Linked DNA regions of Homo sapiens: regions 1, 2, 3, 4 and 5 are each linked to region 6. A link is a loop called in an ENCODE intact Hi-C map of the cell type or tissue named here. Cell type or tissue: endothelial cell of umbilical vein. All regions are shown on one strand. Region 1 overlaps SMG6 (SMG6 nonsense mediated mRNA decay factor). Region 2 has its middle 78 kb from the start of RPA1. Region 3 overlaps SMG6 (SMG6 nonsense mediated mRNA decay factor). Region 4 overlaps SMG6 (SMG6 nonsense mediated mRNA decay factor). Region 5 overlaps SMG6 (SMG6 nonsense mediated mRNA decay factor). Region 6 overlaps SMG6 (SMG6 nonsense mediated mRNA decay factor).

The links. Peaks named below come from ENCODE experiments on the same cell type or tissue, not always from the same donor. Only the 100,000 strongest peaks of a DNase experiment are listed, where the experiment ranks them.
Region 1: it touches region 6 in a loop (6-fold over the local background); 11 of 110 quality-filtered maps call a loop at or near these places.
Region 2: it touches region 6 in a loop (13-fold over the local background); 17 of 110 quality-filtered maps call a loop at or near these places.
Region 3: it touches region 6 in a loop (5-fold over the local background); 46 of 110 quality-filtered maps call a loop at or near these places.
Region 4: a loop joins it to region 6, with 6 times the contacts of the local background. A loop is called at or near these places in 47 of 110 quality-filtered maps.
Region 5: it touches region 6 in a loop (5-fold over the local background); 47 of 110 quality-filtered maps call a loop at or near these places.

What each region holds. Positions count from the first base shown.
Region 1 is chr17:2,189,723-2,194,722 of GRCh38, reverse strand. All of the region lies in intron 10 of SMG6 (SMG6 nonsense mediated mRNA decay factor), which reads left to right. Among named protein-coding and RNA genes, the nearest start is that of SMG6-AS1, 100 kb to the right of the region's middle. RefSeq lists an enhancer at 1-42. In endothelial cell of umbilical vein, no CTCF peak of the experiment used is centred here; DNase peaks (open chromatin) are centred at 2,012, 2,772 and 3,352; H3K27ac peaks cover 3,216 bases.
Region 2 is chr17:1,905,989-1,910,988 of GRCh38, reverse strand. No RefSeq gene overlaps it. Among named protein-coding and RNA genes, the nearest start is that of RPA1, 78 kb to the right of the region's middle. RefSeq lists enhancers at 2,813-3,320, 3,321-3,829. In endothelial cell of umbilical vein, a CTCF peak has its summit at 2,084 (motif pointing left); a DNase peak (open chromatin) is centred at 2,058; H3K27me3 peaks cover 2,206 bases.
Region 3 is chr17:2,169,666-2,174,665 of GRCh38, reverse strand. SMG6 (SMG6 nonsense mediated mRNA decay factor) reads left to right here. Exons shown (of 19, transcript NM_017575.5): 13 at 1,807-2,008. Among named protein-coding and RNA genes, the nearest start is that of SMG6-AS1, 82 kb to the right of the region's middle. RefSeq lists an enhancer at 1,037-1,773. In endothelial cell of umbilical vein, a CTCF peak has its summit at 4,422; a DNase peak (open chromatin) is centred at 2,235; H3K27ac peaks cover 3,336 bases.
Region 4 is chr17:2,092,406-2,097,405 of GRCh38, reverse strand. The region is part of intron 13 of SMG6 (SMG6 nonsense mediated mRNA decay factor); the gene reads left to right. All of the region lies in intron 1 of SMG6-AS1 (SMG6 antisense RNA 1), which reads right to left. Among named protein-coding and RNA genes, the nearest start is that of SMG6-AS1, 5.2 kb to the right of the region's middle. In endothelial cell of umbilical vein, a CTCF peak has its summit at 2,247; a DNase peak (open chromatin) is centred at 2,225.
Region 5 is chr17:2,082,460-2,087,459 of GRCh38, reverse strand. SMG6 (SMG6 nonsense mediated mRNA decay factor) reads left to right here. Exons shown (of 19, transcript NM_017575.5): 14 at 1,559-1,735. Among named protein-coding and RNA genes, the nearest start is that of SMG6-AS1, 4.8 kb to the left of the region's middle. RefSeq lists enhancers at 1,983-2,895, 3,351-3,430, 3,501-3,560. In endothelial cell of umbilical vein, no CTCF peak of the experiment used is centred here; DNase peaks (open chromatin) are centred at 1,659, 2,239 and 2,729; H3K27ac peaks cover 3,449 bases.
Region 6 is chr17:2,241,870-2,246,869 of GRCh38, reverse strand. SMG6 (SMG6 nonsense mediated mRNA decay factor) reads left to right here. Exons shown (of 19, transcript NM_017575.5): 9 at 2,151-2,212. Among named protein-coding and RNA genes, the nearest start is that of SMG6, 59 kb to the left of the region's middle. RefSeq lists an enhancer at 1,834-1,883. In endothelial cell of umbilical vein, a CTCF peak has its summit at 1,914 (motif pointing right); a DNase peak (open chromatin) is centred at 2,079; H3K27ac peaks cover 1,665 bases.

The sequences.
Region 1 (5,000 bases), 52 kb after region 6:
TTTTTTTTTTGTTTTGTTTTGTTTTCTTTTCTTTTGGTAGAGACAGGGTCTTACTCTGTTGCTCAGGCTGGTCTTGAACTACTGGGCTCTCAAGCAGTCCTCCTGCCTCAGCATCCCAAAGTGCTGGGATTACAGGCGTAAGCCACCATTCCTGGCCTCTTTTGATTTTCTTTCTGCGGTAATTTTCATATCTGTGCACTGCTTTTCATTCCCTCTTCTACCTCTATTATAAGAAGATGTTACCCTTACTTGGCATTATAAACTTTATGAGTGCTTTACATGTAATTTCGCTTGCTTCAAACAAGTTCATGCTCTCTTAGCTTCCCAACTGGTCTCCCTCATTGTTACCTTTTTCCAGCTACCCTAATTAGTCCTAAATGCTTTAGCTAGATTAATCTTTATAAAATATTCACTCATTGCTTCATCCAAGAACATTGAGTGAGTGCTCCCTCACTGTTGAGTCAAGTTCATGTTCCCTGTTCTGGCATTGCAGGCCCTATACTTTGTGGTTCCAGGTAGAGCACAGCACACACAGTACTTGCGTGCCTCAAGTAGTACATGTGGTCCCCCCTGCATCCACCAACTCCATCATTGTTCATCTCTTCCAGCCCACCTTAGAAATGGTCTCTTCTGGCCGAGCATGGTGGCTCATGCCTGTAATCCCAGCACTTTGGGAGACCGAGGCAGGTGGATCACTTGAGTCCGAGAGTTCGAGACCAGCCTGACCAACATGGTGAAACTGTGCGTGCCTCTAATCCCAGCTACTTGGGAGGCTGAGGCGGAAGAATCGCTTGAACCCAGGAGGCAGAGGTTGCACTGAGCCACAGTTGTACCACTGCACCACTCCAGTCTAGACGACAGAGTGAGAATCTGTCTCAAAAATAAAGGTCTCTACCATGAAACCTTCTCTGTTACATGCTAGCTGAAATGGTTTCCTCTCCCTCTGGTGACAGAAACATCTTACTTCCATCTTCCTTATGATATGTAGTACATTGTCTTGAATTATAGTTACTTGAGTAGGTATGTATTCTTCCTGTCTTCCTTATTAGATTATCTTCTTCTCCCAGACAGGATCCTACTTTCCTTTATATCCTCCACAATTGGGCACTCAAGTGTTTTCGGAATTAATGGGAGAAGTCATTTTGTTAGAAGATTGGGATTTCCTTTGCCCCCATATTTCCCTACTTTCAGAAGAGCTTTAGAAGAAAATCCAAAGGGAACACTGACAGCGAGGGCTCCTAGGGAGGAAATTACCTTCCACCTTCTTCTGTCTTGTCTTGGTGCATTAGGCCGTTCTTGCATTGCTATAGACAAATACCTAAGACTGTATAATTTATAAAGTAAAGAGGTTTCATTGACTTACGGTTCTGCAGGTTGTACAGGAAGCATTTCGGCTTCTAGGGAGGCCTAAGGAAGGCTACAATCATGGCAGAAGGCGAAAGGGGAGCAGGCACTTTACATGGCGAAAGCAGGAGCAAAGAGTGGGGCAGTCCCACCTACTTTTCAAGGACCAGATCTTGCAAGAATTCAGCCACTACCACATAGACAGCACCCAAGCCCTGAGGGATCCACCCTGCCATCCAGACACCTCCCACCAGGCCCCATCTCCAGCAGTGGGGATTACAATTCGACGTGAGATTTGGGTGGGGACAAATATTCCACCATGTCACTTGGCTGTATCAGTTTAGGGAAATGTTATGACTTGCTTTACACTCAGTCAGCCTCTGTTTTGCCATTGTGCATGAATAATTTGCTTGGGTGTATTAGTGCCTGATTCTGCTGACTCATTCGTTCTGCTCCTCAGGGAATAAAATGATGAAAAGACATCTCTGCTTTTGCTCTGAGATTTTGTTTTTGTCTCGTTCCTATACAGCGACTGCTTCCTCTACCTCCTCTTCAGCTAGCAGCTGCCACGGGGAACTCTGTGGCTCAAGCAGCAGCAGTTGAAAGATACTCTCACTGCCCACTTCCTGTAGACAAGGAGGTTTTGGTGGGCTGCTTAGGAACTGTGCCAGCCTTGTGTCTGACTGGTAACTGACTCATGAGAAAAGCAGCCTTATGTCGGAAAGATAAGGGCCAACAAATTGCCTCCAGGTGGTGGTAGTTTGGAGGTGACTGACCATTCATTTCCTTTCTTTGGGAGGAGACAGTGGGGAGGGAATTGGTGAATAAGTGGTCTTGCCTGCGTTTTTCTCCAGCTCTTAGTGATGCAGCCAGGCAGATAGTTGGTTCTCTGGGCTGGAATGGCTCGTGGACCCCAGTGCCCTCAGAATCCCCTCTGCTGCTATCAGAGCATCAGACTTAGGTGTCATCCATCCTGTGTCTTCTCTTCATTACTCTTCTTATGCTCTTGCCAGGAAACTGGCTGTGTGCACCAAGGGAACTCTGATAGTTCCATCGCTGCCAGATTTTTCTGTGACCAACCAAACTCCATCCCACTGGTACTGGTTTCCTTCAAATCTCTCCCTGATGGCAACACTGGAATTGATCAGAAGCAGTGGTTCTGAACCACCATCCCTTGGCTCGGCTTAGAGGGCCCAGGCAGGTGGGCCTGCCTCCCATCCCCTGCTCTTCCCTCTCCGCCCCTCCTGCCTCACTCCCATTTCCTGCAGGAGGATGCTTTGCCATCCTGGAGCTGTCAGGCACAGCTTTGCTTTGGCAGCACCGTCGCACACATACTGGTGGGAGAGGGGACGTGTTTATCACTTTTCCTGGAGATTATCTGTTTAAGCACTTCTCTGACAGTTACAATAACAAGGGCAGTGTGTTGTGTTTCCCAGCAGAAGGACACTTGCTGTTGAAAGATGTATAGCACTAATTAGAAATACATAACATCCGGCCACATGGCAGCCTTCTCCCGGCCGCTCCATTTCCTGATTTCATGCAACTTTGACGACAGTTGGTTTATGTTTTCCATGAATATATTCTCAGAAAAACGAGAAAGTCTCCCTGTTACATAGGAGCAAGAAGAATATTTCTGTCCGAGCCGGTATTTGGCCATAGGAATAATAGGAGCTGTGGTCACCTGCCCACATGTGGGAAGGAGCAGAACCAAGTTCAGACCTCAGGTGACTTTCTTATTAAGAAATATTTCCGTCTGACTTCCTTAGCCAAAACCCTTACCCGAAACCCTTAAGCAAGTCTCTGCTTTTGGAAAGAAGGGGAAAGGCTGTTTCACAGTGTTAATGAGTTCCTCAGCTCCTGTCATGCTCCTGCTACCTGACACAAAGCCAGAGGAACCCAGGCGAATACCAAGGCAAACAATGCCTTTTCCTCCCCCACCCCACATCACTTGTTGGCTTGGCCCAGCCCAACACTAGGGATATATATGGGCATTCATCAGACTAGGGCCAGTTTCCTAGATCTAGCCCCAAAGTGGGTGGACTCTGGGAATCTAGATGCTGTTTTCCTACCCACTTGTGTAACGGTGAATGCTTTCAGGGAGTAGCGTCTTACGGTTTCTAGCCTGTGGAAGCCTACGTGAGGCCAAGAGCAGCCCATGAAGATGCTGTGCACTTAGTGCATGTCTCACTTGAGGCACTGGATCCAAGTTGCCGTGGATACTTGGATAAATAACAATTTTCTTTACCCTATTGAAAGGTCCTACGGTTGCAGAGACCATGTTTTATTTGTAACTGTGTGCTCCATCATACCTAGTACAGAGTCTGGAACATTCTACATGCTCAGTATGTGCTTGAGGTACTACTGAGCCATGGAGAAGGACAGGCCTTCCAGGAGGTGCTCTAGGTAACATGGCCAGTCAGAGGCCTGACCAACACTCAGACATGCTGACCCCCTTGATCGTTTGTAAAATCTCCACCTGCTTGATTACAGCAGAACAGTTACTGCTTAATACTCCGCATCAGATGGACCAGACACATAAGCAGGCAGTGTTATTTCAAGCCTTTCTTCAGGAGGGGGTTAGGGGATGGGGAGTTGAGGTGACATAACCGTCACCAAGGACAGAGCAGTCATGAAGCTGCCTTCTAGCTGCTGCCCTGGGAGGTGGCTGAGCACTTTCAGATCTACACCAAAGAGACTCCAGCTGTTGCTACCTTGCCTGGTCTCCAGACCTTATTGCAGGAGCCTTTAGAAAAGGAGCCAACCTGGAGTCCACGAAGACCGCAGATCCCATTGTTGTTAAGCAGCCATTCTCCCTCTGAGCCCTAGCCCCCACCTTGAACTCTGAGAGACAGTCTAGCTTGTGATTGCCATTTGTCATAAATACAGAACTGGGCTTGGTGAAAGAAACCTCCCCTGTCTTATCCCTGTCCAGGGTCATGGGAGTGTCTTAGTGTAGCCTGTGCTTCATAAAATGCCAGTCTCTTGGAGCCAGGACACCCCCCTCCATCCCTTCTAGCCTTCTGAGTGCAGGTAACTTCTGCTTAGTTGATGAGGAGGCACTAATGTTTACTCAGAGTATCAGCTACCAGGATGTGGCCTCCACTTGTCTTCTCCCAACTCCCTCTTTTCTGGACTTACTCCCTTCTTCCCGGCTCTGTTGCTAGTTAGAGGCAGGATGTTGTCCGGGCGTGGCAATGGCCTGGACTGAGCTGGGCGGTACTGACAGTGCTGCTGCCTATGGGGAGGGTGAAGGGGAGAAGTTGGTAACTTTTCTTGACAACTTACATATCTCCCCCTTTCCTGCTTTCCATCCTCCCCTCTTCTTGGCTCTTGCATGCTTGTTTTCTTTGTAACAGAGGTTTAGGGCCTTAACAGGACAGGAGTGAGACTGGTCTATTCTAATCACATGGATTGTTACCACTTCCTTAACTGCCTGCCACAGTTGAGCTGGAAAGTCAGAGGGTGACATCTGGGACCAGTGGGCATCTGGAAGGTTGGTGGGAAAGCCACAATCAAAGAATTACTACCCTGGATGCTATTCGTTTGTTGGGCCCTTCTGAGCAGCAGCCTGCTCCTTCTTACACCCAGTACTTTCAGAAGTGGGTTGGGGCTGGCTTTGTGTACTCCAATCATACTTGCTCCTGGGGCAAAGATGG
Region 2 (5,000 bases), 340 kb after region 6:
TCCCCTTTCGAGCTTTAGAGTTCCCCAAAAAAAGTTGTGGCCATTGCGGGCATGGTGGCTCACGCCTGTAATCCCAGCACTTTGGGAGGCCAAGGTGGGTGGATCACCTGAGGTCCGAAGTTCGAGACCAGCCTGGCCAACATGGTGAAGCTGTCTCTACTAAAAATACAAAAATTAGCCGGGCGTGGTTGTGAGCACCTGTAATCCCAGCTGCTCCGGAGGTGGAGGCTGAGGCTGGAGAATTGCTTGAACCCGGGAGGCTGAGGTTGCAGTGAGCCGAGATCATGCCATTGCACTCCAGCCTGGGCAACAAGAGCGAAACTCCATCTAAAATAATAATAATAAAAAAAAAAGATGTGGCCATTGGAGATCCCACCAAAGAGTTGATGTAGAAAGAGAAGATGGAAAAGGGAGAGGAAGGACCATGGCAATTCCCAAGAGAGGAGCTATGGTATCCCTAAAGCCAGAGACCCGATTACAGCTTCTGTCAGGGACACTAGTCAGCAAGAGCAGCCATGCTCCCCCCAGAAGGAGGAACCAGAAGCCTTTTGAAATGGAATGTTCTTCCCGCTTGCGGGACCTTTTCCTTGGGACCCCGAGCCTGCCCTCAGCAATGACGGTGTTGGCCCAGAGAGATCTGAAAGCTGGCAGAAACTAGTCCTCTCTGGTGTGTCTGTGGCCAGAACACAGCATAGCTGCAGGTGCTTCTTGGAGGTCATATTGGCTAATGAATGAAGGTTAGCAGCTAAACACCGAAAGAAAGGGCACTGAACTTTACTCTGCTACTACTTTGCTTCTAAGTAAATACTTTGGGGATTGCCTCACTTGCTCATCAAATACCAGCAGTTCCACTGAATGACAAGCTGACGGCCCCCAATGGGCCTTCATAATACATGAGTAGACTCATTCTTCCTTGAGATGGTCAGGCTGGCCTTTGCCTCATGCAAAACTCCCAGGACATAGAAAAGCTTAACAGCCACACCTCAAAAAATTCTGTGGGCTTCATAATTCCCACCCAGAAGGGAACTGGCTCCTGCAACAATGGATCCCCAGAGCTTGGCCCCTTCCCCCATGGCCTGGGGGCACCTTCCTACAGAATACCTCCTGGAAACCTATATTTCTATTTTGGGGGACCACTCTGCTCCTGCACACGGAGAAAGGAAGAGTTGAGGTTTCCATGGTCATTTTTCGTTACAGTAATGAAAGTCTTGAAATGATCACAGAAGGAAAATTGGAAAATATGTCTCCTAAAAAGAGCTGAGGCAAATTATTATAGCAACCGAATCCTAAAAGGAATTTTCAAGTAAAAATATGGCTCATGTGAAGTTGTTATGGCAACTGACATTTAAAAGTAACTGGATTTGGGCAAGTTTCTTTCCCCACCCTCTCTGCAAAGTCTTGCAGTAACTTCATGCTAAAATTATGCCTTAATTTTAATTAGCCAAATAGGTCATAAATATAGCATATTCCCAAATCCTTACAATTTCTACCCTGTGAGCAGCTGATCTACTAATGAGAAACTGTTTCTACAAAAACCCACTTACCATTAACACGCCTATGCAATATTTTTCTAATATAATTTATCAATTTAAACACATTGCATAATGTGATATTCTGTAGCATTCTATTAACATGATAAATAGCAGTGGGCGGGGGGGAAGCCCAAGAGATTAAACATATTGCAAGCAATGTAACTGCATTTAAATAACTCAGACCACTGCCGAGGAAAACACACTGTTCCCATCGTCAAATACAGTCTAAACTCGGCTGCATATCCCAGACTGTACGGGTATTAATAGGACGGGAGAAGGGGGGCAATAAGAAATGACAGGCAACTTCAAAGAAATAAAATTTCTATTAGGCTTTGTTATAAGATTACATCAAAGCAGTTCATATGTTTTAATCTGGGGAGAGAAGAAGCAGCTACTTGGGGTTTGCGCCTGGGGGCTGCCTCTGTGTACTGAACCAGACAGTTTGCATAATGAACAATTTTCATTCAACCAGGATTTCAGCACAGATAGCTCCCTCTGCAAGGTCCCAGGCACAGGCTCATAGTTTTTATTCTCCCAGCTCCACCTGCTGGAGAAACAGCTTGTAACCGGGAGGAAGGGGACACAGGGCAGCGTTTCTAAGCCACGATGCTAAATTCGGGTGTCTGAAGTTAGGGATCTGACTTTAGACACCCCGACCCGCCGCGCCCCGCCGACAGGGCCTCTGTGAGACACCCCAGGGCGCAGCCTGGATCCGCCCCTGCAGCCGGCAGGGAAGGCGCGGGCGGGGGGTGGGGGTCCAGGCCTGACACCTTCGCCCCTCCCAGCGCCTCCGGAATTAGGGAATTTGGAAATCGTCGTTTGCATTCTGAGTCGAACCCCAGGGAGAATGGAGTTGCTGCAAGGCAGGTCGCCTCGAGAGACTGGCGGACAAGGTGGCTGGCTTCAAACACCAAACGCGGTTCCCACCTGGCCAGTCACCTTTCAAGTTTCCCAGCCACCCGGGTCTCCAGGAAATCAAACGGGGGAGAAAAACTGCCCGCGTGGAATTGCATTTTCATGCACAATGGGAAACCTAAACGCTGAGCAGATCGTCTTGAAAACCTGGCACAGCCGACGCAGGCTTGGAGGACGGGAAGTCCCGGGCGAGCGGCTGCTCCAGGACTCGGGGCTGCGGCCTAATCCGCGCTGATCCCCGGGCTTAGCGCGCGCCCCTCCCCGGCTGAGGTCGCGGGACCCGCAGGCCCCACCTGGCTGTGTCCCCTTGGGGAGGCCGCCCGGGAGGGGAGGTGACATCAAGCCGCGTGCAACTGTTTTCGAAAACCTGGGATGATCATTTAAATGTTTAAAATATGCACATGGTAATTCAAAACTAATTACCCTGAGCACATTTGAAACATTTATGCCATCGTCTCTGGATCCTGCCTACTGATTGTGCGCGGCGGCTCACTCTGCTGTTTCTATAAACTGCTTCAGCGATTTTAACTTCCAGGCTAAATCCGGCAGCGCAGGCTCTGCCTCCCGCCCCTGGTTGGTGGAGAGACCCCTTTCCTGACTTCCAGGAGAGGAGGCTGCACCCCGTTTCCCTGGAGAGCCATTTGTCACGGTCTCGCAGCTCTGGCTACGGAATCCCTGCCCTCGTTGTGTTCATAATGGTCATTTCCATTATTTAATTTAGGTTAAAATGACCTCTCTCCCCACCTATTCCTTTTCTTGTTGTTTTCTCCCCATTTCCCCTTCCTCTGTCTTGGCACGTGGCCCCCATCTCCTAATGACACCCCACCCGGCCCCTTCTCCATTTGGGGGTGCGCATGGAAGGCTTTTGGGGGTTGGGGGTGCACATGGAAGGCTTTTGGGGGTTGTAAGGTGGCCACATCTACCAGCCACCCTGAGAAGCAGGACTGAACTGGGCCAACCTGGGCGAACAGCGGCCACTGCCGGGCACGTTATAGTGGCTGCCAGGGCACACACGTGCACATGCCACACACACGTGTGCACACACACCATCCACGTGCACGCATGCCTCAGACACGGAGCCAGGCCTGCTTACGGACTGGACTAATTAGACCTAGGCAGGTCCTGAAGCAAATTCACTTTCCCAATTTCCAGAATAAAATGAGTTCTCTTCCTTTGGGGGCACTAAACCAGCATGCCGGGCTCAGGGACGGAGAATGGTGATGTGTGGCTGAAACGACCTGACTTCCCAAGTCTATCCGGAGAGACTGACCGAGGGCTGGGATTGGAAGAGGCGCCATTCCGGAGTCCAGAAATTAACATAGGCTTATAAATATGTTCCAGGACACAGACGAGCGATGACTGGTTCCTTATTATGCGAAGATGCCAGTGGCAGGTTTTAGGCGTTTAGGAATACAAAAGTGGGTTAGATTCCCACGGCCGGCTCCAGTGTGATAGAGTGATATTACCAGGTTTAACTAGAGCCATTAAGAGACTCTTCATTATCCCCACACCACCGCCACCAAAGTTATCACAGAAACCATAATGCAAGAGAGAATTTCCATTCCATCAACAAGAGAGGGAGCCAGTCTATCTTTGTCCAGAGAAAATGAGCATCCCAGCACGAAGCTCGTGAGGAATAGAGTGCACAACCCTCCAATAACATGCCCGGCAGGATTTCCTCAGCTATGCAGTTGGCTAAGCGGAGGCAGGCTGCTCCGGCTCTATCTTCTCGTGTACCTGGCCTGCAAGAATGCCAGCTCTATGAGCAGCTGAAAGATCAATTAGTGACAAAGGACACTCCTAGGACTTACATTCCACAGGGCTTAAGTCTTAAGCTCCAAGGAAATGAAGATCCAGGCCGCCCTCCCAGTGTGCAGCAATCTCATTTATTTTTCTACAAAGACTCACCACTCAAACCAAGCTAATTTTCTTGGTATCACCTGCACCTGGTTTACTGGCTCCTGAGCAACGTGCCAGTCCTTCAGTTTGAAATGGACTTTTCTTCCAGCCGATCCTTTTTTTTTTTTTTTTTTTTTGAGACGGAGTTTCGCTCTTGTTGCCCAGGCTGGAGTGCAATGGCGCGATCTCGGCTCACTGCAACCTCCGTCTCCTGGGTTCAAGCGATTCTCCTGCCTCAGCCTCCCGAGTAGCTGGGATTACAGGCATGCACCACCACCCCGGCTAATTTTGTATTTTTAGCAGAGACGGGGTTTCTCCATGTTGGTCAGGCTGGTCTTGTACTCCCGACCTCAGGTGATCCACCCACCTCGGCCTCCCAAAGTGCTGGGATTACAGGCGTGAGCTACTGCGCCCGGCCAGCCAATCCCTTTTTTGCAACTTCACGATGACAACTCATAGGTTTTTTGTCTGCCTCCACCAGACTGTCCGCTCTCCTTCACTGGACTCCCTTCACACACCACGTACTCAGCATCCTCTGTGTCACTCTGGTTTTGCTTATAGAAAGTGCTCTTCCATTTTGTGAGGCTCCCCCCCCGCCATGGACGGATAATGAGAAGGGACCAGGTCTTCTATTTCCTTCACATTTCTTGTGTC
Region 3 (5,000 bases), 72 kb after region 6:
GTGATTCTTCCCAAACATGTTCTTTTTCCTGGGTAAAGCCTGTGAAGCGAGTTACTTCTGCAGTACACGTGTGTTGATTATGTGCCGTTGTGTGATTAATGGGGCTGTGTTCCGTCTGGTTCCCAGGACACTCTTGAAAACAAGATGTTTCATTTCATTGCCTTTTCCTAGTGCAATGATTACAGTAAATAAACCATTGCAGCCTCCTTCCACCTGGAGCCAGTCAGGGAGTTCCCATACCTCTGCTCCACTTTCTCCCCCACTGTCACCTTCGGTGGCATGTCCCTTGAATGCTTTCTTTTCTGCCATCTCCCAAAGATTCTTGGTCTCCAGGAGAAACAAATTGCTTAGATCTGAGGCCCCTCCCTAGTAGGACTCATAGGCAGTAACTCCACTGGGGAGATTCCAGGATGATTCTTCTTTGTTGTTTTTAGCAAGAGGGTCTCACTGTGTTGCCCAGGCTGGTCTTGAACTCCTGGCCTCAAGTGATCCTCCCTTCTCATGTTCCCAAAGTACTGGGATTACAGGCGTGAGCCACCACACCCCGCCCAGGATGATTCTTACAGCTCTCTTTACATATTGCCTCTTGCCACTCTAGCTCATGAATCTAATTGTGAAGCTTTTCTTTGTAATTCTCCTATGCATCTCTCTTCTTTTAGAGTAAAACTTAGCATCCATAGGATATTATCTGTTCCAGACTCCTGGTTAGGTGCTTTCCTGGAGAAGAAAGCCAAGTCTGTAGCCTTGGCAGGCCCTATATGCTTACCACAATTTGTAGTATCCCTGGGCAGGCCAAAAAAAAAAAAAAAAAAAAAAAAAAGCTTTATGGATCCTCAGCACCCACCAAAGCAGGAATCTGACCCACAGTCGATTTTTGACAAGTGATGGTGACAGAGAAATGAACCTCTTTTTTTATAATTCTATGCTGAAATTTCAATTAAGGAGAGCCAGACTTTGCAGTTTCAAGGTTTCTTCTCAGGTTCAGCCAGGACCTGGTGATACGCAATTAGGACAGCCAGCCATCCCAGTTTGCCCAGGACTGGGGGGTTTCTGGGGACGTGGGACTTTCAGTGCTAAAACTGGGACAGTCCCACACAAACCGGAATAGTTGATCACCCTGTATCTCACCTTCCACAAATGAGAGAAAGGAGAGGTGTGGAATGGCTGAGACAGCGCTGATGAATTGTGTAAGAGGCTTTACCTTCCTGTGAGGATCTTGATGGGCCAGGAATGAGGTTTTTGTTTGTTTGTGTGATTGGTTGATTGATTGATTGATTGCCTGCCTATATATAGGGAAGAGATTTCTAAAGCATTGTAGGAGGAAAACATGCATGACTCTTGCTGTATTGTGACTAGACCCTCCATGGCTGTGGCTGGAGGAGGAGAGGCTGGTGCTCAGTTGCTGTCTGTGTGGCATGTACTTGGCTGGACAGCAGTGGGGAATTCTGGGAGCAGCCACAAGCACTGGGTGTCTAGAGTGTTTGAGTAAGCGTCTCAGGCACACTGTCTGGAAAGATGACAGGACCCTGCATTAGGCAACTGAGTCTCCAAATTCTTTTTCCTCTCTGGTGAGGATTAAAAACTCCCCCTAATCAATTTCAACTTTGCATAAATCCACATACACATACCTCAGATTGCTGCCTTGGGCACAGTTTTGTTTCCTAGCATTTTTGGGGTATGATTTCCTGGCAGATGCCAGCCTAGACAACATTTGCTGCAAGTACTTCCCTGCTCACAAATACTGAGAATACTTTTTTTTACTGGTCCCTCTTTAGAGCTGCTCTTTTCTTACCTTATTTCTCACAGTGTTGCTGTGGATGTATGGTCGACGCTGGCTGATTTCTGTAACATACTGACTGCAGTGAATCAGTCTGAGGTGCCACTGTACAAGGACCCGGATGATGACCTCACCCTTCTTATCCTGGAAGAGGATCGGCTTCTCTCGGGCTTTGTCCCCTTGCTGGCTGCCCCTCAGGACCCCTGCTACGTGGAGAAAACCTCGGATAAGGTCAGCCCCAGGCCAAACATCCCTCCCCATTCGCCCCTCCTCTTAATTCTCCAGACTTTTTTATTCTTGGGAAGTTTTCTGTGCAAATGGAACATGATTAAGTCATTGAGAAGGGTGTTAAGGGAAAATATCGACCTTTTAGCCGCTGACATCCAGCTCTGTGTCCTGAAAAAAAAAAGCCCTCTCGACTTCCTTTGGTGTGTGTGTGTGCTTGCTGGCATGTTGTATATACGATCATTTCCTCACTTGTTTAAATAGTGCAGCTTGTGTTGGCAGTGCTCTCACTCAGCTCCAAATGGTTTGCATCATGCTTAAAGCACCCTCCTTTCTCCCCCTTCCTCCCCGCCCCCCTCCGCCACAAAGCTCTGCACTAGGAAAACAGCCAGGGCTTTTTCCCTTCTCTGAGGAGGAGAGTGATAAATAGGTGACTAGAGAGAAGCAGACACCATGTGTTAACTTAGAAAAAAAAACTTGTAGGAATATGAAGCATTCCCCACTGCCTGGTTTCTATTTTCCTTCCTCTGAGGACTGCGTTTTAACCTGAACGTTTTTCTTGCCTGTCTGTTTATAGAAAACAAAGCCGATTCCCTGTTGCGCTGTTGGAGACTGTGGAGTTCTTAGTCTCTGCTTATCAGTTGGGTTTTCAGCCAGGTAAAGAGTAGGGGTAGTCCAGTCGGCTTCACATTTCCCACGTGTAATAACAGTTACTAGGCTAGGGAAGTAGTAGCCACCGAGCTTGGGAGCGAAGTGCTGTGTGGAGGCAGGAATACCCTGTGACTGACTTCTCTGCAGAGTAGTGAGGATCACATCCCCTGGGGACAGGCCTTTGGGGAGGCTCCACAAATGTCTTCTCAGGAGGAAGTCTTTTGACCTACATGAAGTATATACTAGGGACATAGGGAGATGTTAAAAAAAAAAAAAAAAAGTAAAAATTCCAAACATGAGCCACAAATATGAGAGACTTTATGTAGAATATAAAGTCTTGGCCCGTTGCAGTGGCTCACACCTTTAATCCCAGCACTTTGAGAAGCGGAGACGGGCGGATCGCTTGAGCCCAGGAGTTTGAGACCATCCCTGGCAACATGAGAAACCTGTCTCTACAAGCAAACAAGCAAACAAACAGTTTTTAGTATAAAAGAGTATTTGTTCACTGTGGAAAATCTGGAAAACACACACAAATAAAAAGAGGAAAAATTATCCGTAATCCTTCTTTCTACCCAGAAGTGAGAGCACTGTTATTTTGCTGATCATATATAATCGTATTTAATTTATAGTACACACACACACACACACACACACACTCTTTCATTTTCAATAAAACTGGAGGTTATATTAATATTTATATATACTATTTGTTTTTATTTTATTTTATTATTATTATTTTTAGATAGAGTCTCACTCTGTTGCCCAGGCTGGAGTATGGTGGCACAATCTCAGCTCACTGCAACCTCTGCCTCCCAGGCTCAAGTGATCCTCCTACCTCACCCTCCCACATAGCTAGGACTACAGGCACCCACCTTCATACCTAGCTAATTTTTGTATTTTTTATAGAGATGGGGTTTCACCATGTTGCCAGGCTGGTCTCAAACTACTGAACTCAAGTGATTTACCTGCCTCAGTCTCCCAAAGTGCTGGGATTATAGGTCTGCGCTAACATGCCCAGCTGTATATACTGTTTGTAATCTGCTTTTTTCCTAACATTTTTAATATATTCTTATATGGAATCATTTTTATAGTTACCCAGAATTCTTTTATATTCCAAGATTTCTTTAACCAATCTTTGCTTTATTGAACCAAGAGAATGTTCCCAATTTTTTTACAGTTATGAATAGTGTATCAATTTCTTGTAGCAGAATTTGAGCATATATTCCCTTTGGTTAAATTGCTGTAAGTAGATTAAGGTTCTAGACATTGATATATCAAAAACTCATACTCTTTGGATGCACTTAATGGCTACTACATCTTGGGAATCAGAGAACCCTTCTTTCCCAAGAGGAATACTTACTTTTTGCCTTTCCAACAAAAACGTAGAGTGAAATTCTGCTCTTCTAGTCTCAGAATGGGAAAATAATGGGGATTTGTAGTATGTGAGGCTGAGGACAGCTAACAAGTTGTTTTATACATGTGGAAGATGTTGAGTTAGAAGAGAGACTGGATGACATGGCTTGGGCCAGAGGATCCCCATACTTTTCTTTGGTGATCACAAGGTGGTCTTGATTCCAGAGGATGCTTTGGGGAGTTCGCTATTGAAGCTGTCTTTTAGTGTGGGACAGGTGCTGAGTAGAAGAGTCCTAACGAGCTTCAGACTCTTCCTACGCCCCATCTTCATCAGCTCTCTCAGCTCTAGTGTCAGATACCACGTATGTGTTTTGGCTCGAGGAGAACACAGAGCCAGCAGACCAGCCCTCAGCCTATGTAGTGATCCACAGGCTACCTAGGGGGCAGTGGCGGCTCAGTGAGACTAAGGTAGGTCTCCACTTCAACGACTGTGAAATAGGTATGTCAAACCTAACATGTCCAAATCCAAACTCCTGAATCCTGCCCCACCCGCTGCCCGCCAACCTGGTCTTCCTTTACCCTTCCCCATCTTGGTAAATGGCAGCCTTGATTTTTGGGCTGCTTGTGTCAAAATGCTTGGGGTTATTCTTGGCACTTCTTTGTCACACTTCCATATCTAATCCATCAGCAGGTAATGTCTTCTTTACCTTCAAAACACACACAGATACAATTCTGTCTTCCCACTGCACCCTGGTTCAGTTCTCTGAAATGCCTTCTGACTGGTTGCTCTGGTTCCTTCCCCCTTCTACTCTTCAGTCTATTTTTAAAATATCAGTGAGATCATGTCATTTCTTAGTTCAAAACCTTCTGATGGTTGCTCCTCTCACTTAGAGGCCAAAGTTTTCACAGTGGCCTACGATGCCCTCCATTATGTGACCCCACCTTCATCCCACTCCCAAGCTCTCTGACCTCAGGTCCTCCTACTGTCCTTCAA
Region 4 (5,000 bases), 150 kb after region 6:
CCAGCACTTTGGGAGGCGGAGGCAAGCAGATTGCTTGAGGCCAAGAGTTCAAGACCAGCCATGCCAACATGGTGAAACCCTGAAATTAGCAGGTGTGGTGGCTCGCACCTGTGGTCCCAGCTATCTGGGAGGCTGAGGTGGGAGGATCACCTAAGCCCAGGAAGTCGAGGCTGTAGTGAGCCGTGATTGTGCCACTGCACACCAGCCTGGGTGGACAGAGAGAGACCCTGTCTAAAAAAAAAAAAGAAAAGAAAAGAAAAATTATATATTTCTTCAATGTTAAGTAATGATTGATTTTAAAAACTACTCCAGGGCCTTGAGTCCTCTCCACCAGAAGTAGTCAAGAAAGACTTGGATCACTGAGGGGTATTTAGAGGAGGTTCTCTTGTGGCTCTGAGTGATTGTTAAGGTCTCTTCCAACCAAAGGACAAAAGAATTCACTTTGTGACGTACAAGTAGTGCAGATGTTGAGGGCTGCTAATGGAGTCAGAGAAGATGAATGAAGTGTAGGCCTAGTCCATAGTTGCTGGAGGGATACCTGTGTACTTGGGAGAGGTTAGTGTGAGGTTCCTGTGGAGTCCTTTGCTGGACTGAAGGTCATGTGAAGTCAAGGACTGCATCTGTCTTGTCTTGTCTTGTCTTGTCTTGTGTGCCCAGGATGTCTAGCAGTCCCTGTCACATAGTAGGGCGTTACGAAAGATTTGTGGAAGGTAGGCTGGCAGACTGGACAAAGGCTAACTGGCGTCTTGAAGGACTTATAGGCTGGGATGGGCGGCTCACACCTGCAACTCCAGCACTTTGGGAGGCCAATACAGGAGGATCACTTAAAGCTATGAGTTTGAGATCAGCTAGGGGACATAGTAAGACCTTGTCTCTACAAAAAAAAAATTAGCCATTAGCCAGGCGCAGTGGCTCACGCCTGTAATCCCAGCACTTTGGGAGGCCAAGGCAGGTGGATCACCTGAGGTCAGGAGTTCGAGGCCATCCTGGCCAACATGGTGAAACCACATCTCTATTAAAAATATGAAAATTAGCCGGGCATGGTGGCGTGCACCTGTGAATCCCAGCTACTCAGGAGGCTGAGGCACGAGAATCACTTGAACCCAGGTTCAAGACGAAGGTTGCAGTGAGCCGAGATCGCGCCACTGCACTCCAGCCTGGGCGATACAGTGAGACTCTGTCTCAATAAATAATTATTTGCCAGACATAAGTGGTGTGCCTCTGTGGTCCCAGCTACTCTGGAGGCTGAGGTGGGAGGATTGCTTGAGCCCAGTTATTTGAGGCAGCAGTGAGCCTTGATTGCTAACAGAGCAAGACTCTGTTTCAAAAAAAAGAGAAAAAAGAAAAAGACCTTACCAAGCTTAAAAGACGATGAGGGAATGAATTGATTGCTTAAATGTAAAATAACTGCAGGTTGGGGGAGTAATATGTGAACTTTCAGAGGTGCCAGGGGAAGCAGACAGCCTGCAGGGTATAGCAAAGGGGGTTGCCTGGGGCTTGAAGTTCCGGATTAGGGAATAATAGCCACAAGTGCCAGTAGTGATCTTTGGGGGGAGGGGTGGGTGGGCGAGGGTTTGCAAGGAGCTTGGGATTTCATTTGATAGCAAGGCTAAGCCCAAAAGAATTTTCCATCCCGACTTCCTCGGGACCCATCCGCCTGAAAGGAATGAAGGAGCAGTGTCCTGGGTCTCTGCAAGGAGCTTTTCTTCTCCCTTGGGCTGAGAATTCTGCCTTCCTGAGTACCGCAGGTCATGGCAGCCGGGGAGGGGCGCGTGCTCTCTTGATGCAGGGGGTCTGTTGATGTATCTGGTATGAATGTGACCCACGCCACCCAACCCCCCAAGTGAAACAGGGATTTTCCTTTGTTCTGTGATGAGTCCCCAGGGTCTGGAGGACAGTGCCTCACACACACAGTAGGCACTTACATGTTGCTGAACTGCATGTTGCCTAAGTGTGTTGAAGACTACAGATGTCTCCGAGAGTCCACTCTTGTGCCACGCGTAGAATAAATACAATTAGGAGCAAATTTGGTAAAGGAGCCTAAACACAAACCTAAGGGGAGGCCTCCTGGACGTGGCTGTCTAGAAGGCAAACAGTGTGGTTCAGAGTGACTAGAGCCCAAGGTTCAGTGCTTCTGGCCCAGAGCTAACTGGCAGTGTAGAAACAGACTGTGTGTGGATATTTGCAGACTGAGACAGACGGGAGGACTTTCATCCCCAGGGGCTGAGCCTGCAGCCTCCCCTGCTGGTTCAGTAAGTGAGGGCCCCAGCGCCTGTGTTCCAGGTTTCAGATCAGCTGAAGCCAGCCAGACCTGAAAGGCTTGTGTTGGCAGTGCCAATATCCGTCCTTAACCCCTGCCAATGTGGGTGGCTGCTCTAAGAGCACTCTGCAGGGGAAGCAGAATTGGACTGAAGCCCGAGCTACTGCTGCCTATAGCTTGCTCTCTGTGACGCTTTTGCCGCTGAGAATGTACCTTTCTGGTACAGCCGGAGCCGAGAGCTCTAGAAAAGAATAGTTTCTGTCCATGAAGGAACAGTTCAAGAAGAGCAAGCTTACTCTGCCCATGGAAGACCAGACTCCTATCTGGCTTTGTTTGGAACATCTAAGCTCAGGAAATTCAGGTGGGTAGAAAATACCATATTGGGGATCTTCTCATCACTACTTTCATATTGGGAGACATGAGGCAAGGATCCAGCTGGGTCTTATTTAAGAAAGATACCAGGCTGGACACGGTGGCTAACACCTATAATCCCAGCACTTTGGGAGGCTAAGGCAGTGGGATTCCTTGAGGCCAGGAGTTCGGAGTAGCCAAGAGCAGCCCGGGCAACAAAGCAAGACCCCATCTTAGAATAAAATAAGATACTGTTGGCCAAGCAAAGTGGCTCACGCCTGTAATCCCAGCACTTTGGGAGGCCGAGACAGGTGGATCACTTGAGGTAAGGAATTAGAGACCAGCCTGGCCAATATGGTGAAACCCCATCCCTACTAAATATACAAAACTTAGCTGGGTGTGGTGGCACGTGCCTGTAGCCCCAGCTACTTAGGAAGAATCTCTTGAACCCAAGAGGTGGAGGTTGCAGTGAGCTGATATCTCGCCACTGCACCGCAGCCTGGGGTGACAGAGCCAGACTCCATCTCAGAAAAAAAGAAAGAAAGTTACGTTGCAGGGTTTGCAGGGCCTCCTCAAACCCTCAACGATCCCACTAGCAAAGGCAGAGCCACCGCCCGTACCCCACTGTGAAGGGACCTCATGGACAAGGCAATTGTGACTGTATTTCTGATACATTTATTAGTGGCCCGCTTGTTCCGAAGCCCGGGACCTTGGAGCCTCTCTAGATTACTGGAGTAATGCATGCATACCTATGGTTAGGTCCGGAGTCTTTCTGAAGAATAGGGAGAGGGATTGCTGAAGAGAGGCAAGGTCTTTCCTCCCCTGCTTGGCCAGCCCAGTAGCCTGGATCTAGCACCTTAGTTCTGAATAAAATATTTCAGGCCCTGAGTGGTGGCTCGTGCCTGTAATCCCAGTGCTTTGGGAGGCCAAGGTGGGAGGATCACTTGAGGCCAGGAGTTTGAGACCAACAATATAGCAAGACCTCATCTTTACAAAACAATTTTTAAAAATTAGCCAGCTTCCCGCTTGAGCTCAAGAGACTGAGCCTGCTGCAAGCCATGATGACGCCACTGCAAACTCCAGCCTGGACAAATTTAAAAAAAATTTTTTTTGCAGCTTCAACAGCCAGGTAAGCATTCCAGGGCCTCTCCCCTTGGCCCTAGGCTATGTGCCAGCCCCATGCTTCCCACCTTGCCTCTCAGACTGGCTTCCAAACAGCTCAGCCATGTTAGGCAGTGCCCCTCCCACCTCTGAAGAGAGTGGAGATAAGAGGAAAAAAAAATGCCAGCTGCTCAATTATCGAGCACCTACTGGGCCCAGGCATCTCGCTAAGTATTTGATATGTATTCCCTCTGTCTTTTTTTTTCTTTTTGAGTCACGATATCACTCTGTCACCCTGGCTAGAGTGCAGTGGCGTGCTCATGGCTCACTGCAGCTCTGACTTCCCCGGCTCAAGCAATCCTCCTACCTCAGCCTCCTAGTTAGCTCGGACCATAGGTGTGTTGCACCACCATGCCCAGCTTTTTTGTTTGTTTGTTTGTTTTTGACAGACACAGTCTCACTATGTTGCCCAGGCTTGTCTTATCTTTTTTTTTTTTTTTGCAACAGAGTCTTGCTCTGTCACCCAGGCTGGATTGCAATAGAACGATCTGAGCTCACTGTAACCTCCACTTCCTGGGTTCAATAGATTCTCCTGCCTCAGCCTCTTGAGTAGCTGGAATTACAGGAGCCCGCTACTAACCCAGCTAATTTTTGTATTTTTAGTAGAGATGGGGTTTCACCATGTTGGCCGGGCTGATCTCGGACTCCTGACCGCAGGTGATCCACTGCCTCAGCCTCCCCAAGTGCTGCGATTACAGGCATGAGCCACTGCACCCGGCCTGTATTATCTTTTAAACCTCACAAACAACTTGAGCAAACAAAGGCTCAGAGAGGTTAAGTAACTTGTCTAAGGATAAACAGCCAGGAAGTGGCAGTTAGTACTTGAACTCACGTCTGTGTAACTATGAAGCCCAGGCTCTTGTCCAACCTCCTGTATTGCCTTGTCTTGCCTCTTGCCAGAATGGCCCTGTTTTTTATACTTTATTTACCTCATTACTTCCTGTGTGTGCTTCACAACTCCCCTGTTCCCCTGGTTCTCCCTTCAGTGTGAACATCGTCTCCTTCCTAGTAGCCAAATATACGTGTACCTTTTGGGATCTTCAGTAACCCTGTCTTGGGATAGTCTCCCCACCAGCACCAGGTCTTGCCATCTGACCATTTGCCAGTTCCCACCTCCCCTTCTCTAAGAGACTTCAGCACACACCTGGTGGTTACAGGTGGGGACAGCAGGCATCTGTGCAATGCTGGCTGATTGATAATGGCCCTCATTGCCTCCTCTAAGAAGAAA
Region 5 (5,000 bases), 160 kb after region 6:
GAAAGCAGAGAACACTCCTAGACCGTGTAGGAAAGCGGGGTTGGCTTTTTGGTGAAGGTGGCAGAGGATGCAGCCACAGAGCACACAGTTGACCGGTGTGTGCCGCACTTTCCTGGGCAGCCAGCCTGCACAGCGGTGCTCATTTATTTCCACTGTCTTAGAGAACATGGGTCATGCCTGCTTCATCTGCTCTCTGTGGTACCCAGCCGAGCTTCCCTGGGCTGTCCGTCTTTACTGTGAGCCTACTGTGTGCACAGCTTGTCCTTACAATTCTTGCCAGTGACGTACGAAAACGATGAGATTTAGGCTTTGCCACCAGAGGGGTTGCTGTCCACATGAGAGAGAGAACACCTGCACCTGTAAAATGATCATCAGTAGTCTCCAGGTTAGTACTTCCCTATGTGCTGCAGATAGAAGGCTTATTACTGTGAAGTTCCTTTCACACTAAGAAACGAGGATGCATTAAAAGAGAGGCAGGGGCTAGTCAGTGAGGATGAAGGGGCCGTCCCCTGTGGCACGTCTGGCCACGGACGTGTGTTTCCCATGTGGAATGGCCTTCAGCTTTCAAGCTCCAGATCCAGCAGGGCCCCTCTCCCTTGGTGAGCACTCAGCCAGTAGGGAGAAGAGGATGCTGGAGGCTAGAGATGAAGAGAAGGGCACACAGGGGCAAGCATGGAGGAGAGTGTGAGCCAAGCAAACGGGTGTGGAGGAGAGGGCATGCAGGTGTGGTGCCTCCAGAAGGGGGGCCCAGACTGGGGGACGGTGGACACTTAATCTGAGACACTTACACATTTGACTGTTGCTCAAGATACTGAGTTTCATCTCAGCTAAATCAGCCCAAGCTTCTCTGACAGCACTGACTTGTGTGCTGATGTGGCCACATGGGAGCAGGTTGGCGTAAACGTCAGAAAGAGTATAGCTTTGGTGAAACATCCCCACCTGCTCTGCCTGTCTCTCTCCTGACAATTTCCTGCCTGACTCTAGTCTCTTGAGCATGAGGAGCTCTTAGATAGGGCAGGAACCTGTCAGGGGAAGCCCAAAATGATCTGGTTGAAATGAAACAGCCAAGAAAGCCCTTAGCATTCAATTTGCACTTGGGCTGAAAATTCTCCTTTTGGGAGTCTGGAGCAGGGGTGCTGGGAGAGGAGTGGAGAGTGGCAGCGAGGGGCCCCAGAAAGCTCTATGCTGTGAAAGCACTCCACTCTTCCCTCTGCTGGTTCTAGACCAAACTTAGAAGATATGTCATATATTCTGTTTTGTATCAGGACCTTACTCAAATAAATGTAAGGCACCTGTCACTGGTCCCTGGGGTTGTCTGCTGCCCCAGAGATAACCTAAGGAGAGATAACCTCAGAAGATCTTGATCCTCAGCCTGCCCTGGGCCCTCACTTACCACCTGACATGCCCTTGTGCCCTCCGCACCCCGTCATTCATTCTGACCCCCTTGCCTGGTAGCTTTGACACAGTTCCCCTGTGCCCCTCAGCCGGCAAGCAACATCTCGTCTCCATCTTCCCTTTCAGAAAATGCTGTTTTTCTTCTCTCCCTCTCACCCTGTAGGTTATTGCAGCTGACTGCAAAAGGGTCACAGTGCTGAAGTATTTTCTGGAAGCCCTTTGTGGACAAGAAGAGCCTCTGCTGGCATTCAAGGGTGGAAAGTATGTGTCAGTGGCACCCGTCCCAGACACCATGGGAAAGGAAATGGGAAGCCAAGAGGGAACACGACTGGAAGATGAGGTACTATGCGGGAAGAGCCCGCTGTGGCAGAGGGAAGGCCCCCTCCCCATTCTGCTCGTGGCTTCAGCTTTTCCTCCTGCTTATTTATGAGCACAGAGAACAGCGTCTGTGTTAATGTGACCAGCCAGCTTCTCGAGAGTGTGCTCTGATGGTGCCCCTTCCTGCCAGTCCACCCCGGTGCCTCCATCCTACTCCACTACGAGTTCCAGATGCTTCTTTTAATGCTGCATTGAGGAGAAGGGAGGAAAAGAAAGAAAGGAGTTGAATAATGTGCAGCTCTCGAGGCTTAGGAAAGGGAGAGGGGGGTGGTCAGGATCAAGTTTATAGATGTGTGGAGCCCAATGCAGCACAGGCCTGAACTCCAGCCTCCAGCACACGTACAGGAAGAGCTGACATTGCTGGCCCTGTGTGGAAAATCACCCCTCCCCTGCCCTACCCTCCCTCCCTTGTTCCCTCCCTCCCTCCTGCACATCCTGATGTGATTAAGGAATTCTCCTCTTGTTTGTTTGCCCTTGGTTGTTCCTGTAGCCCTTGCTTCACTCCAGACTCGTGTGTGTGTGTCTGTGTGTGTGTGTGCGCGTCTGTGTGTGTGTGTGCGCACGCGCATGCACATGCATGAGCCTGTGTACCCGCCCCTGCAATAGTCCACTGGCAGTTGCCCTGCCCTATATATTGCCATTGCCTATTTGTGTCTTTCTGGGAGTGATTGTTGATGTGGGTCTGTGTGTGCTGGGTTTGTGTGTCAGTTTAAGTAAACACTGCTGCCAGCTTCCCTGCTCTCTGTGGGTTCTGAGTGGTTGTGAGTGTGATGTTGTTGGAGCATGTATGCATTTAGTATCACTTCCAGCTGCCCTGCTGTGTGTCTGGGTGTGGGTATTTCTGTCTGGATGTGTGTTCACACACACCTCACTTTTACCTGAAGGTTGACTCTTCTTTTTACCCCACAGTGTTAAAGACAAGAGACTTAGGTGGGAAGGAACATGGGACTAAGGGAAGGGACGGAAGCGATTCTAGCCAGGGGCCAGGTCACCCATAGGCCAACACAGTCATTTGGCCTGCAGCAGTCTCAAGCGCCCGGTAGAGCAGGGCGGGGTACAGGGATGAAGTCAGCAACAGGCCAAGGAAGCCAGATGTCAGCTGGAAGCTGTCGTTTGTGATCTGAAACAGTGATAGAGTGGCCACCTTTGGATCAGAGTCCTGAGAGCAGCAGAGTCTTGGACTGGCTTCATTAGAATAACTGGAGAGCCCCACCCCACCCCTGATGACATAGGGCTCAGCTTCCAGGACAGAGGTGGTTCCAGGGATAAAGCTGAGCCTAGGATTCCAGACTCTCCAGATGAAACCTGGGCAGAGAATAATGGGAAAGAATGAGCTGTTAGCATGGGAGGGGACAGCAGGCTTGCTAAAGCTGGCAGGGCATCCAGGCTTCAGGCAGGGCAGAGCAGTGCCACCCAAGCCCTGGGTACTGTGTGGGGAAGCACAGGTGGAGCAGTGCCTCCGTCAGCTCTTTCACCCGCACTTTCAGGCTGAGGGCACAGCCAGGTTAGCTCCCAGGCTTGCCCAAAGATGCCCTGTGGCCAGGGGAGCCTGCAGTCCCAAATCCAGTGAGGCAAGTGAGGCCCAGAGAGGGCCACAGCACCAAAGCCAGAGAAGGCCTTCTCTGCCCTCACAAGGAACAGATGACTTCTCTGGTCCCGGATCTTGGTAGTGCCACACTTTTTTTTCTCGTTCTAAGGCTTATTGACCAGACAAAGGTTGTGACCCACACCAGGCTGCCCACTTCTTCCTTTTCCCACGAGTCTCCTGGGTTCCTTCATGTTAGTGGCCTCTGGGAAACTGTGCTTACCCTGGTCTGTGTAATTTCATAACCTTGCACTTCCTCGTTTACTGTGAGAGCTGAGCCAACCTCAGACAAGCTTCTCTGACCCTCTTTTGACCTCAGTCAAGCTCACTTCAAGCCCCGTGATAACCTTGTATATCCCTAGTCAGAGCAGGCAGAGGCAGTGTTCCCCCATGGGCTAGGCAGGCATTCTGTCCCGCTCACTGCAGTCTGGGTTAACCTCATGAACAAGGAAGTGAATGTGCAGAGTTTTCCTTCTTTCCACGGCCTGGGCCTCTCTGGAGGTGAGCGCTGTGACACTATAGCATGCCTGTGTCAGATGAATGGTGACTGTGGACAGCATCCCAGACCCCTGACATCTCTTAGGATAGTGACAGTTCTGGCCCCATCCTCAGATCTCATCTCTCCCCAAACTGCAAAACTGAATCACTTCAGCAGATTGGGAGAGGTAGGGAAAGGTGTTTCTTCAGACATAGTTCTTTGTGAATAGAACACAGTTTAGTCGCTTAGGGATCCTACCAAAACACCCCTAGATTCTGCTCACAAGGCAAAGTATACCCCCGTCATCTACCCAGCCACCCACCTGAGTAATCCCTTTCAGTCAAGAGATTCCATCTGTATATGACCTTGAGCTGGACAGTTAGAGAAGAGAGCAGTCTGTACTGAACAGATCTAGGGTGGGCCTGCAGCAGGCCTCACGATGCTGAGCCACTGAGGGCTGGATCTGAGCTTCTGGTCTGGATTCAGGATGGCTTAGCTTATTATTATTGGTAAGAGCATAAACTTTGGAGTCAGATTCACTTGGGCTTCAATCCCTGTTCTGCCTTTACTAGCCATGTGACCCTGAGCGAGGTGTTGACTTCTAAACCTCAGTTTGTTCATTTATAAGATAGGGATGGTGATAGCACCTATCTTATCTCACAGGCTGTTGTGAGGATTAACTGAGTTAATACATGAAAAATGGGTAGCCCGGTACCTGGCCAGTAATAAGCACTCAGTAAGTGATAGCTGTTGTCATCACTGTCATTATTATAATCCAGTTAGAAACAGGAACCTTCTACTAAATTATTCCCTGTGTACCCATGCTAACCCTGTCCCTCAAAGGAAGCTATCTTGGGCAGCTGCATGTTCTCTGTTGACCAAGGCCAAAAGTAAGAAAGCAAGGAATGGAGCCTGGGACCACCCAGGGAGTGATGGCTGCTAAGAGCTGAGGCTGCAAGTAGGGAGGTGCCATCCTTGGGGAATGTGCCACCAGCCTGGCAGGAGGCTCCTTAAGCCAGCCAGCCACCTCCTACCCTGCCCAGGCCATTGAGGGCAGCTGAGCAAGGTCATGTCGTGTGAATTCCAGTAAAGGGGCCCAGCAGTCCTCACACCACCAGGCTGGAGTCTTCAAAAGAAACCAGGGCGAGGTCTGCTGAGCTGCAG
Region 6 (5,000 bases):
GGTTCAAGCGATTCTCCTGCCTCAGCCTCCCAAGTAGCTGGCATTACAGGCACCTGCCACCACACCCAGCTAATTTTTGTATTTTTAGTAGAGACGGGGTTTCACCGTGTTGGCCAGGCTGGTCTTGAACTCCTGACCTCAATTGATCCACCTGCCATGGCCTCCCAAAGTGCTGGGATTCCAGGCATGAGCCACTGCACCCGGCCTCTTCCATTCTGTTGATGGAACCCAGTGTCCCTGGCCCTGACTCACCTTGCTGTATAGACAGGTTATCTTCAATGAAATATTCTGAGCTTTTTATCTATAAATTAAATGAGTGTAACTCATTTAAAGCAAAAATAGAGTGAACATTCTATGCAGAGTTTGATGTTGATCATTGGTTAAGTGAGAATGTACCTCTTTTCCCACACTTGGCTTCCATATGAAATAGATGGAACTGCCATAGCTTGATTGATGTTCTGTTTTGTCAGAGGATTAAACAGGGACTTTCTCCTTGTGGGGCAGACTGCCCAGCGATACTGGACTCCTTGCCCTGACCACTGGGATCCTGGGGTCAAGATTCTTCACTTCTCTTCCTGGCTGGCTACAGAGCCCTGAATATACTGCTTCTAGGAGACCAGGGAAGATGACAAGGAGGTTTAGTTTTTAGATTGTTTCTACTTGCTTTGGATTTGAATTGAAATTTTTTTCCCTCCCTTGTTTTGCTGAGAAATAGTTTGGTTTCAATGGAAGTAGATTTTCTAGAACCTTGAACCACGATTGTAAATTGGTGGCTCATGGGCCAGATGTAGCTGGCAAATGTGTTTTTTGGCTTCTTTAATGCTTAAATTATTTTCATTAGTAGCCAACATGTAAAAGCCAGAGTATTTCACATAAAAATCCAGATTCAGCCAGGTGCAGTGACTCTCACCTCTGTGATCCCAGCACTTTGAGAGGCTGAGGCAGGAGGATTGCTTGAGCCCAGGATTTTGAGACCAGTCTGGGCAACGTATTGAGAACTCCTCTCTACAAAAAATTAAAAATTAGCTAGGTGTGGTGACACATACCTGTAGTCCCAGCTACTCAGGAGGCTGAGGCAGGAGGATCACTTGAGCCCAGGAGGTTGAGGTTGCAGTGAGCTGTGATCACACCACTGTGCTCCAGTCTGGGCGACAGAGTGAGACCCTGTCTCAAAACAACAAAACATGCTGGGTGCAGTGGCTCATGCCTGTAATCCCAGCACTTTGGGAGGCCAAAGCAGGTGGATCACTTGAGGCCAGGAGTTGGAGACCAGCCTGGCCGACATGGCAAAACCCCGTCTCTTCTAAAAATACAAAAATTAGCCGATTATGGGGGTGCATGCCTGTAATCCCAGCTACTTGAGTGGCTGAGACACGAGAATTGCTTGAACTGGGAGGTGGAGGTTGCAGTGAGCTGAAATCATACCACTGCACTCCAGCCTGGGTGACAGAGCAAGATTCTGTCTCAAAAAACAAAAACAAAAAAACCCAGATTGCAGTTTCCAGCTTGGGCCTACATAGAGGATTTGGCCAAAACTGGAGTGGAATAGTCATAGCTTGCTACTGTCTCCATCAGCATACTTCACGCCTAGCCCTTTAGACACTTGAATTTTCAACTCCAGACCTAGAACATGAACTCTAGTTTTTAAAGCTGGTGAAGTACAATTTGATGAGCTAGTTAGTGGTGGGTTACCTTGCTCTTGGTTGTCAAAGAGTCCTGCTTTCCTAGCTAGGTAGGTAGAAAAATAACCCAAATAGAACCAGGGCCTTCACTATTATCCTTGCTCCTGTTAGAGTTTCATTTCCATGATTATGGAGCCGGAGTGGCTCCTAGATCCTCAGAGAGCTGTGGGCACCTTTCTTTATATCCTGCTTATTAGGATTCACCGCCTCATCCCCTGCACACAGGTGCCACTGCCGGCAGAGGGTGCTGTCTGCTCACTGAGCCTGTTGTCATCTTGGCTCAGCTGAGCGGCAGCTGTTGGGCATGTGCCCTGGGTCTGTGAGAGTTTGGGCATGTCCATTTGGTTCCCATCCCTAGTGCCCACCCCTTAGACCCTGGCCAGGTTATTGTGTCACTGGGGACTCTGTTCAGTAACAGGAAACTGGGGAAAGTTTAATTGTTTTCTCCTCTCCCTTTTTCCCATGCAGCTGAACAAAAGGTTCATCCTCAGTTTTCTCCATGCCCATGGGAAGCTGTTTACCCGGATTGGGTAAGTGTGCAGGATGTTTATTTTATTTTCCTACATTACAAGTCATTTTGGAATTTAATATTGTTAGCAACTGGACTGTGTTTGTAACTGAGGGCACAGGGTGTGAATTCTTAGAGGCCTCCACCTTCTCTTCTCTTCCCTTCATCTTCTGTCCTACTGTGCTCATGAAATTTGGTAAATATTACTCTCTATCTCTCTTGTTTCTTCTTTCTCTACCTTTACTAAAACACTCCTTTAAATACAATCTTGTCCCAGCCCCCACCCCAGTCCCTCTGGGTTTCTCTTTCCTCTGCCTTCCGGCTTAGGTCCCTAGTGAGTGCCTCAGGGCAGTTGTGCTAAATCCCTGGGTGCAGCTGTCAGGGGGTCCTCCTTGGGAAGAATACTGTCCACTACTTTTCCATCAAAAATAAGAGTAACATTTTCTTTCTATATCCTTTTGACCCATATCCTTTCCTCCTATGCTCAGATTCCTTTGCCATATTGCTGATCTCATTAGATACCAAGCCTCTTACGGTTTCATCATCCACCATGGATTTCCATAGACATCTCAGGGAAGGTAGTGTGTGCAAAACTAACACTTGACTGCTTAAATTCCTGGAAACAGATCGAGTTTTGAGTATTCCTTTATTCCTTGGATGGATCCGAGTTCTTCCTCTCTGCATAAAACTAGTGATCCTAAGCCCAACGTAATGCCTACACGCCAGAGCAGATGGATGCCTGGTGCCTCTTTAGTATAGGATCTCCCTGAGTATAGGAGAGTGAAGAAAGTAGTAGGTGGCAGTGCCCCCAGACCAGTCTTCCACTAGACCAGTTTTCTACTGGATTCTAATATTTTCTGAGTTGGAAGTTGTATTGTGAGCTACCCTTTGGGGTGATTTGTTTTGAATTATGAATACCCCAGTTATTGTCAATGTTTCCCTTTCACTTCCCGTCATAACTTCGTAAGTTTATCTGTAATTCTCTAGAAGGCTTTTTTTTGAGACAGAGCCTTGCTCTCTTGCCCAGGCTGGAGTGCAGCGGCATGACTCGACTCTCTGCAACCTCTGCCCTCTGAGTTCAAGTGATTCTTCTGCCTCAGCCCCCCAAGTAGCTGGGATTACAGGCACATGCCACCGCGTCTGGCTAATTTTTGCATTTTTAGCAGAGATGGGGTTTCACCATATTGGCCAGGCTGGTCTTGAACTCCTGACCTCATGTGATCCACCTGCCTCGCCCTCCCAAAGTGCTGGGATTACAGCCGTGAACCACCACGCCCGGCCTAGAAGGCTCTCTTAGTGGAGGTAGGGGCTATGTCAGTTTCCACATACCGTTGTAGTTAACTTTTTTGAGAAGCGGAAAGGCTTGGTTCCACTGGAAGAAACTCTGCTCCACGGGCGGTGGACTAGAAAGTGTGCTTATTACATATTCATTTGGTATCAACCTGGGTAAGAATGATAGTGATGGTCATTGCAAGCATAGTTTGGATTTCAAAATGACTTGGGAAAATTGGACAAGGTACCAGTAGATGAATCTCTATCTGTAGACATAACAGGTGGAGACATTCACTTAGGCAAAGTAAACTAGATGCATCACTGGTCCCATCTCCTGCCTCCCACCTCCCCCGTCCTGCCACTGCCACTGCCACCAGTTTAAGTTCCACTCTGGCAGTTTTTGCCTCACTGTTGTGTTCCTAGAGCCTGGCATGTAGTATTTGTTGTACAAATGAATGAATTATAAAAAGACGGATGGATTGCTAAGCACTGCAGAGAAATATGTAGTATTCTAGTAGGTTACTGTAGACCCAAGACAATCACTAGTGAGTAATGTAAGGCTGTAGTTACAAGGTTGAAGGTGGATAAGATGATATCGGTATCATCTTAAAAATAACACATCCGAGTAGGAAATACCATTGTGCTACACTTAAAGTGACAGTTGATGGTACTCCTGCTTCTTTCTTATTCTTTTTTTTTTTTTTTTTTTTTTTTTTTTAAAGAGATGGAGCCTGTCTGTGTTACCCAGGCTGAAGTGCAGTGGCTATTCACAGGTGTGATCATACCGCACTATAGCCTTGAACTCGTGGCTCAGCCTCCCGTGTCACTGGGACTGCATGCTCACACCACCACAGATGGCTTATTTATCTTTTTTTTTTGAGACGAAGTCTCGCTCTGTCGCCCAGGCTGGAGTGCAGTGGCGCGATCTCCGCTCACTGCAAGCTCCGCCTCCCGGGTTCATGCCATTCTTCTGCCTCAGCCTCCCGAGTAGCTGGGACTACAGGTGCCTGCCACCATGCCCGACTAATTTTTTTTTTTTTTTTTTTTTTTTGTATCTTCAGTAGAGATGGGGTTTTACTACGTTAGCCAGGATGGTCTCGATCTCCTGACCTCGTGGTCCACCCGCCTCAGCCTCCCAAAGTGCTGGGATTACAGGTGTGAGCCACCGCGCCCGGCCTATTTATCTTTTATTCTCGTTTTTTCACCTTTCTCTCCTTTACTACTTTTCACTCAGTGTTTTCTCTCCTTTTTTCCTTTGCCTATGTTTGTTCTTTAAATTTTCCCGTACCATGTTGCCCTAAGTCAGGATTTCCCAACCCTTGGTGCTGTCGACATTTTGAGCCAGATGACTCTGCTGTGAGGGGCTGTCCTGTGCGTTGTAGGATACTTGGCAGCATCCCTGCCTTCTTCCCACTGTGCACCAAATGTGCTGACTCAGAATGTCTCCAGACATTGCCACGTGTTCCCTGGGAGACAAAGTTGCCCCTCACTGAAAACCACTACTCTAGATATTTCTTGCCCTGTTAGAGACTTTTGGG